Regions from separate parts of the Homo sapiens genome. Here region 2 is linked to region 1. A link is a contact called in ENCODE Hi-C data. All regions are on one chromosome and are shown on one strand. The core of a region is the stretch at or near the end of the contact, and the rest is flanking DNA. Distances in the headings are between cores, read along the strand shown.

Region 1 (4,374 bases), core at 787-3,286:
AGCCTCTCAAAGTGTTGTGAGCCACCCCACCTGGGCAGAGCAAGGATGTTTTTGAGGACTGTGGTAGATAGCTTCCTCATATTCATGTCCTGTGTAATCCTCTCCCTCTGAGCATGGGCTGGACCTAGGGACTATTTTCTTTTTCTTTCTTTCTTTCTTTTTTTTCTTCTTTTTTTGAGATGGAGTTTTTCCTTGTAAGCCAGGCTGGAGTGCAATGGTGTGAGCTTGGCTCACTGCAACCTCCACCTCCCAGGTTCAAGTGATTCTCATGCCTCAGCTTCCCAAGTAGCTGGGTTTACAGGCATGTGCCACCGCATCCGGCTAATTTTTGTATTTTTAGTAGAGACGGGGTTTCACCATGTTGGTCAGCTGGTCTCGAACTCCTGACCTCAGGTGCTCTACCCACCTCGGCCTCCCAAAATTCTGGGATTACAGGTGTGAGCCACCATGACTGGCTGGACCTAGAGACTATTTTCTAAGTAGCAATAGACTTCGTAAAAGTGATGGGATGTCACTTCTGGGATTAGGTTTCAAAAAAGGACTGTGATCTCACTCTCATTTTCTTTTTCTGTCTCTTCCTCTTTCTCCTCCCTCTCCCTGGGGTAAGCCTGCCGCTTCTTACCAAGAGGTGCAAGTGGACAGGAAATGATGTCTCCAGCCAACAGCCAGAGAGGACCTCAGGCCTGCCAGCAGCAGTGGAAGTGAGTTTGAAAGAGGATTCTGAAGCCTTGAGAGAGCTGCAGCCCTGGCTGACAGCTTGATTGTATCCTCATGAGAGCCTGAGCCAGAGGACACAGCTAACCTCACCCAGATTCCTAGCCCGTGGAAACTGTGAGGGAAAAAAAAGTTTATTGTTTATTAACTGCTAAATTTGGGGTGATTTTTACCCAACAATAGATAACGAATACAAGGATATTGCTTATTATTCAAAATCACTATATAAAGCCCCTGAAAAATTGAAAGCTGCAACCAGGGAAACACTGAAAATCTCCAAGAACCCTGTGTTTCTTCTTAAAGACAGTGAGAAAAAGCACATACATCTGTTTTCCTTTTAGTTTTGGCCACCAGGAAGCTCAGAGCCAAATTTATGATGCAATTTTAATAACTATGTAAGCCCCTATGGCCTGCTTATCTGTGTTCTTATTCCTGGCCTTTCATTTTATTCTGACTTTTCTTTTTCTTCGTCCTGATTGTATTAGCTCATCTTTATTTTTCTATATTATATGAGTTATGGTAAGCAACTTCAAATTCAGCTTACGGAAAAGCAAGGCATTCGTAAATCTCTCTTTTTTTTTTTGAGACTCTTACTCTATCGCCCAGGCTGGAGTGCAGTGGCACGATCTTGGCTCACTGCAACCTCCACCTCCCGGGTTCCGGCAATTCTCATGCCTCAGTCTCCCGAGTAGCTGGGATTACAGGCGCCCACCACGACACCGGGCTAATTTGTTTTTGTTTGTTTTTTGTATTTTTAGTAGAGACGCGGTTACGCCATGTAGGCCAGGCTGGTCTCGAACTCCTGACCTCAAGTGATCCACCTGCCTCGGCCTCCCAAAGTGTTGGGATTACGGGTGTAAGCCACTGTACCCGGTCCATAAATCATTTTTTAAAAATAGTTTTTAAATTTAAAACATAGTTTTGCACATTAAAAAAAAAGTTTTGCACAGGTCTAACCGAAGGTGGTGGTGGGAAGATCAGGTCATAGGTGTGGGTCTCTGGAGCTCCAAGCATTGGCCAGGGTTGATTTGGATTGGGTCAGAAATATACAACGAAAAAGGGAAAAAGGATGGCAATTGATTGCCATCCCCAGAGGGAGGGGCCGAGGGTTCGCCCAGTCACCCACAGTGGCATCCTTGCAATGTGCTAGTTAGACCGCTCCTTTAAGTCCCTCCCGCACTGGCCCGCTCGGCCCCGCCCCTCTCTGGCTCCGCCCCTCCCCACCCCTGCCCCGCCCATCCCCACCCCTGCCCCACCCCTTTCTCCCCCGGGCTCCACCCCTCGCGCGCGACCGGCCGCGCGGCGCAGCGCCACGCCGCCTCAGTCTCCGCCCGCCGATCCGGCCTCTTCGGCCGTTGCGCACTCCACCCCCTCCCTCCGCGCCCGCGCGCGCCTTCCCCGCCCCGTCCGCCTCACTCCTTTTGGGGCGGTTGGGCCGCGCGCCTGTGGGGGCGGGGCCCGGAGCAGGCCACCGAGCCAATGGGGCGCGGCGGCGGCGGCGGCGGTGGTGGCGGCGGCGGCGGAGGCGGCGGTGGCGGCGGTGGCGGCTGGGTCGGGCCCCGACGGGCGGCGGCGGCTGAGGTGGAGGCGGAGGGAGGCGGCGGCGGCGGCGGCGGGAAGATGGCGGCTCCCGTCCTGCTAAGAGTGTCGGTGCCGCGGTGGGAGCGGGTGGCCCGGTATGCAGTGTGCGCTGCCGGAATCCTGCTCTCCATCTACGCCTACCACGTGGAGCGGGAGAAGGAGCGGGACCCCGAGCACCGGGCCCTCTGCGACCTGGGGCCCTGGGTGAAGTGCTCCGCCGCCCTTGCCTCCAGGTAGCCGGCTTGGGGGAGTGGGCCAGGAGCGGCCGAGCGGGGCGAGGGTGGAGTCTCGGGGTGGGGAGCGCGCGGCGGGAGCTCAGGCCTGGGGGCGGCGGGGACCGGGCCGCTGGGGAACTGACGGGGTCGGGTCGGGGCCAGGCGGGGGGCGGCGGCGGGGCGCTCCTGCCCGGGGGGCGGCCTGAGCCCAGGCCGCGGGGCGGAGGTGGCGGGGCCGCGAGGCAGCCGGGGAGGGATGAGGTGGCAGAGTGCAGCCGGGAGGCCGGGGCGGACGCGGAGCGGTCGGGCGGGCTGGGGCCCGGCTGTGCAGGAGCGCGAGGGGGCTGCGGAGGGTGGGTCCAGGCTGGCTTGACAGGTTTCCTGGTTCTCGGGAGGCGGGCCGGGGGTGTGGGACCTTGTCCACCGCACCCTTGAGACCAGCGGCAACCTCTTGTCCCCCCGATCGCTGCAGCCGAGGCTTTGGGGCCGGCGCGGAGACAGGGGGGTTGCCTTTCCCACTGTCTTCCTGGTGCTAGGACAGGTGTTTCCGTGGTCAGGCCTCTTTGTACTCCAGCGCTAGTGAGAATTTGCAGACTTAACTGGGACGGTGACATTTGCTGGCAAACACGAATTTGACCCTACTGTGGAAGAAGATACCCGCACTTAACATATCTGATTTCTTGGATTCCCTCTCGTATGTTTCAGTGTGCCAGGAGAAGGAAATGGTCTGAGTTTGGGTCTAGTTTAAGCTTCATTGGAGTAAAGGACAAGTATGTTATGTATATGGTGGTGTTTTAGGCATTGGAATGACTTTTAAACGTTGTTGCCTATTAGCATATTCGAGACCAGCATATTGGTCAGGCTGGTCTCGAACTCCTGACCTCAGGTAATCCACCCACCTCTGCCTTCCAAAGTGCTGGGAATCAAGCATGAGCCACCGCGCCTGGCCTGCTTAAGTGCTTAAAATTGACTTTTCTTGGCCGGGCACAGTGGCTCACGCCTGTAATCCCAGCACTTTGGGAGGCCGAGGCGGGTGGATCATGAGGTCAGGAGTTCAAGACCAGCCTGGCCAACATGGTGAAACCCCGTCTCTACCAAAAATACAAAAATTAGCTGGGTGTGGTGGCATGTGCCTATAGTCCCAGCTACTCGGGAGGCTGAGGCAGGAGAATTGCTTGAACCTGGGAGGCAGAGGTTGCAGTGAGCCAAGACCACACCATTGCACCCCAGCCTGGGCAACAGAATGAGACTCCATCTCAAATAAATAAATAAAATATAAATAAATAATTTTTAAAAATTGACTTGTCTTTAAAAAAGTGTATTTAGCATACACTCTAAATATTCTCATAGTTATATCCTGCAAGAGCTGCATGTTTGTGCATAAAACATCAAGTAGTATATTAAAAGTATGTATAAGTACATGTAAGACTAAAGGTAACTGGATCTCTTTATAGTTTTAAATGTGAATTTAATATGTTGTGACTGAAAGTGATGTTTCATTGTGTAGCTGTGGACATAAAATAGTTTAACTTAGATGCTTGCCAAAGGAGGGTAGGTAAAAATAAGATTTGCTAATAAGAAGAGTAGATAACTTATTTGCCATGTATACAGTGAAATTAAGAAATTTGTTCAATTTGATCAGCCTGTTTATAAACTACTTGCAAAAATCAAGTAGCTTATAAACTACCCATTTAATAAATGAATTTACAAATCAACTTGTTTTGCAGGTAGTTTATATGCAGGCTGATCAAAATCACATATGTATATATACATATATAATCACATATATGTACATATATAGACTCATTTTCTTTTGGAAGTGTGTAGACAAAACATCATTGAAAGTTTTTATTTTGTCAAGCTG
Region 2 (4,374 bases), core at 926-3,425, 330 kb after region 1:
GTGTATACACCCACACACATATATACACACACACACATATACACACAAACACACACACACACACACATATATATAATTATTATTTTTTTTTTTGGGTGAGAGGCAAGGTCTCAGTCTGTCACCCAGGCTGGAGTGCAGTGGTGCCATCATGGCTCACTGCAGCCTAGAACTCCTGGGCTCACGGGACCCTCCTGCCTGGGTTTCCCAAACTGCTGGGATTACAGGCGTGAGCCACCACACCCAGTCAGCTGATTATCTGTAGAAGGAGATATCATATGTACCTTAGACAGTTGCTGTAAAGATCAAATGAGGTCCACACAAAAACTTCTTTTTTTTTTTTTTTTTGAGACGGAGTCTCACTCTGTTGCCCAGGCTGGAGTGCAGTGGCACAATCTTGGCTCACTGCAACCTCCACCTCCCGGGTTCACGCCATTCTCCTGCCTCTGCCTCCCGAGTAGCTGGGACTACAGGCGCCAGCCACCATGCCTGGCTAAATTTTTGTATTTTTAGTAGAGACGGGGTTTCACCGTGTTAACCAGGATGGTCTCGATCTCCTGACCTTGTGATCCGCCCACCTCGGCCTCTCAAACTGCTGGGATTACAGGCGTGAGCCACTGCACCCGGCCACACACAAAAACTTCTACACAAATGTTCATAGCAGCATCATGTATAATAGCCAAAAAAGTAGAAACAGATGTCCATCAATGGATTAATGGATAAATAAAAGATGATGTCCAGCCAGGCACGGTGGCCCATGCCTGTAATCCCAGCACTTTGGGAGGCCAAGGCAGGCAGATCACTTGAGGCCAGGAGTTCAAGATCAGCCTGGGCAACTTGATGAAACCCCGTCTCTACTAAAAATATAAAAATTAGCCAGGCATGGTGGCACATGCATGTAATTCTAGCTACTTTGGAGGCGGAGGCATGAGAATCACTTGAGCCCAGGAGGTGGAGGTTGCAGTGAGCCAAGATCACATAACTCCACTCCAGCCTGGGAGACAGAGTGAGACTCTTCAAAAAAAAAAAAGGTGATGTCTGTATAATGGACTATTATTCGGCCGTAACAAGGAATGAAGTGCCGATACATGCTACAACATGGATGAACTTTGAAAATATTATACTGTGTGCAAAGGAAGGTAGTTACCTTCCCGGGTTCAAGCAATTCTCCTGCCACAGCCTCCCCAGTAGCTGGGACGACAGGCGTCCGCCACCATGCCCGGCTAATTTTTGTATTTTTAGCAGGGACGGGGTTTCACTATGTTGGCCAGGCTGGTCTCGAACTCCTGACCTCAGGTGATTCACCAGCTTTGGCTTCCCAAAGTGCTGTGATTAGAGGCATGAGCCACCCCACCTGGCCTAGCAGAGAGCAATTTTGAATACAGCTGTTAGATTCTGCACTCATGCCTTCTCTAATCCATGTCACTGGAGTAGAAATAATTGCTTTGACAGAACCTGGTGTAGATGTGTCTGTAGGAAGAAACTGTAAAATGAATGGATCATTTTGTGAAATATCTGCCCTTTCCCCACCTTTCTTTTGCTTCTTTGCCTTTTTCTCCCTAGTTTTCATTTCTTTCTTTTAGGGCGTCAGCCCCCCACCTCTGTGGTTGGGAGGGACTATTGCACGTCTACACTCTCGTGGGGATGAAATAGTGTTTGAGTTCGTTATTTGCATTTGCGCGTTATCTCCCCGAGGAGATGACAGCTTCTCTGCCAGCAGCGGGCAAAGGTGGGCTCTGAAGCAGAGGAGAGGAATTATCAGGAAAAGCTCATTTTCTTCTCCTGTCCTAGGGTTTCACTGATGAAGGCCTCTGGGACACCCACGTTGGGGGTGGGGGCGGTGAGGACCGCCACCTGCCCGCGGCTCCCCTGCAGCCAGGCCACGCGCGCTGTTGCTAGGGCAACCACCCGGCCAGGCCTGCGGCTGCCGGGAAGCCCCCTCGGGAGCGCGCACGGGAAGGGCTGTGGGGGCGCTGGCCGGCTGCGACGTCAGACCCCCGCCCCTCGGCGCCTGCCGGACCCAGCTCCATTCCCAGCCGCGCCTCCTTCGGTGGGCAGCCGGCCGGAACTCACGAATCAGAGCAGCCGACACATCGTCCGCTCAGCCAATCGTAGCAGATGTGTGATCCCGCCACCTCCCCGGACCCTGGCGGTTGTCGCTGAGTTGGCGACCGCGGGAGACGCTGCTGAGGCGGCTTCGGTTGCGGGTCGGAACGGCGCTGCTCTGCGGGGCCGGTCCAGGCTGGCAGCTGCCGGCGCTTGGCGGTGAGGGCGGGCTCCCGAGTGGCCCCCCACCGAAGGCGGTGGGACCAGCGGCTGAGGCCAGGATGCCGTCCAGGCGGCGCGGCGGCTCCTCACTCATCCCAGGTAAGGGGGACGCGGCGCTCGCTGCGGCTCCGCTCCCCTCTCGTCTCCTCACACCCGGCCCTGTGCCCCGTCCTGGCATCCCTTGGCCCCTTGTCGCCTTCTGCTCGGTGCCTCCCGGTTGTCCAACCCCGCCCCCGAGCGCGGAGCCCCGGGTCTGGCCCGTCCGGCCCCTGCTCCCACGCCCCTTCCCCCATCGCCGGCATTTCCCGGGCTCGGCTTCGCCCCGGCCGCCGGGGCCTCTCCCCTCTGCCCTTTCTCTCCCTTCTCGCAGCCCTGGGACCACGTCCTAGCCCCGCAGTCCCCTGGGATGAGACCCTCGTCTCGCCGGGATCGGACATTTGCCCCCACGTCTACCCCGGCTGCGCTTCTTGAGCTCATCGCCCCATCATCCTACCCGTTGTACGTAGTCCTGTCTGCATGGCAGTCGCCCGCCCCGCTCCAGGTGTCCCTGGGTCTTGCCCTTTTGCTCCTAAGCACCTTCCTTTCCCAACTCGCCTCTTCTCCCCTCACTTTGACCACCCACCATCGCAATCTCCTCTTCCTTCTCTTACTCTTAAACCTCCAGACACTTTCCCACTCTCTGCAATGCCGGATTCATCGCTTTTTTTTTTTTTTTTTTTGAGAGATGGAGTCTCTATGTTGCCCAGGCTGGCTTCGAACTCCTGACCTCAAGCTATCCTTCTGCCTCGGCCTCCAAAGTGCTGGGATTACAGGCGTGAGCCACTGCGCCTGGCTCAGATCCATAGTGTAATATCTTCATTCGTCCTTACATGAGCTGCACCCCATAACATGTAAAGTCCCTTGCCCAGAGTCTAGCACACAGTAGGCCTGGCACATGGTGGGTGGTCACGCATGTTAGCCTCTTCCTCCTTCCAGGCGTTTTGTACTTTCCAGATGATGGTAGCAAGAAGTCCAGTGTCCACAGGGATTTGACTCTGCCTGAAGAATGGTATGGGAGATGGCAGGAGAAATTGGTGAACTCCAGTAAAGCGATTAAATGGTCAATTACTGCATTCATTAAGAAGAAACAATTCTGCTATCCGTGCCATGTATTGTTTTATGTTAATTGCCTTTGTAAAGGATTCTTAGGCTGCTAGTCAGCAGGCTTTGCGGTGTAATTACTCCCCATCCCCTCTCCATCCCCATCTGCAGTGTTTGGGTAACTTTCTTTTTAGGAAAGAAAGAGCCCCTACCTCCCAGCTAAAGTGGCATAGTATATAAGCAATGTGGTACGTGTTTATCTATTAGCTGGATAGTCCAGGGAGCTGCAATGAATTTTCATCTTTTAAGATCCAGGAGGAATCAGGATTTGGATTTCCTGGAATCAGCTGCTGTACAGACCAAATATGCTTAAGAATGAAACTTCTGACAAGTCCTCTAAGAGTGAGAGAGGAATTATCCACCCCTCTCCCTCCCCCTCTCCAAACACTCGCTCTTGGAGGAAATAGCGAGTCGATTTTTAAAAAAGAGTAAAATACGTTTGACTTTTTAAAATGATAAAAGCATTGTCATTGGCCCTGTACTATTCTTGCCACCTTTGCTCTGATGGTCTCAAGCCTGGACGAATCAGTCAGCTTTTTCTGCTCCTGGGCTCCCAAGGCAGACTGGCAAAAATCATATAACTAAACTGCTGGGTGCTGTTTCTGCACTTCTGGATCCTGGAGATCCTTTGACTTAACCTCTAGATTCCTCTTATGTCCTAAAATCTAAATGGCTGTTTATGGATCTTTACCATTTTTCTCTGACTCTTTGTCCTACTCTTGCCTTCTCTTCATTGCTTATTTTGCCACTTAACTTCACAGAATAAATTGGTGGGCATCAGCCCTGAACTCTTAAGGAGAGGTCATTTTTGTCTGTGCCTGTCTGTACCTGATTTCTAATATCCTTTCCTCTGATCTCAGAAGAAGAGGGGTCTTACTTTCGAAAGCTAACGTCTTTGATCTCTTCCCATATTATTATTTTTTCTGTTGGATGGTATACATCCTCAGGTTTCCACCATTCAGACCAAAA

What was found. Hi-C counts contacts between places; a loop is a spot of excess contacts on that map. Pooled maps may share reads with other maps.
Region 2: a loop to region 1 is called in a map of CD8-positive, alpha-beta T cell, with 7 times the contacts of the local background. The contact joins the promoter of TPST1 here to the promoter of VKORC1L1 in region 1. A Hi-C loop is called at or near these places in 2 of 168 maps with a recorded cell type or tissue (CD8-positive, alpha-beta T cell and naive thymus-derived CD4-positive, alpha-beta T cell), 1 of 37 single-sample maps with no recorded cell type and 9 of 50 pooled maps.

Annotation. Positions count from the first base shown.
Region 1 is chr7:65,871,038-65,875,411 of GRCh38, forward strand. It overlaps VKORC1L1 (vitamin K epoxide reductase complex subunit 1L1), which reads left to right and starts at 2,037. Exons shown (of 3, transcript NM_173517.6): 1 at 2,037-2,528. The coding sequence starts at 2,335. RefSeq lists silencers at 1,729-1,788, 1,809-2,308, 2,022-2,201, 2,749-2,818 and enhancers at 1,884-2,435, 2,987-3,538.
Region 2 is chr7:66,203,159-66,207,532 of GRCh38, forward strand. It overlaps TPST1 (tyrosylprotein sulfotransferase 1), which reads left to right and starts at 2,176. Exons shown (of 6, transcript NM_003596.4): 1 at 2,176-2,364. RefSeq lists silencers at 1,799-2,068, 2,219-2,578.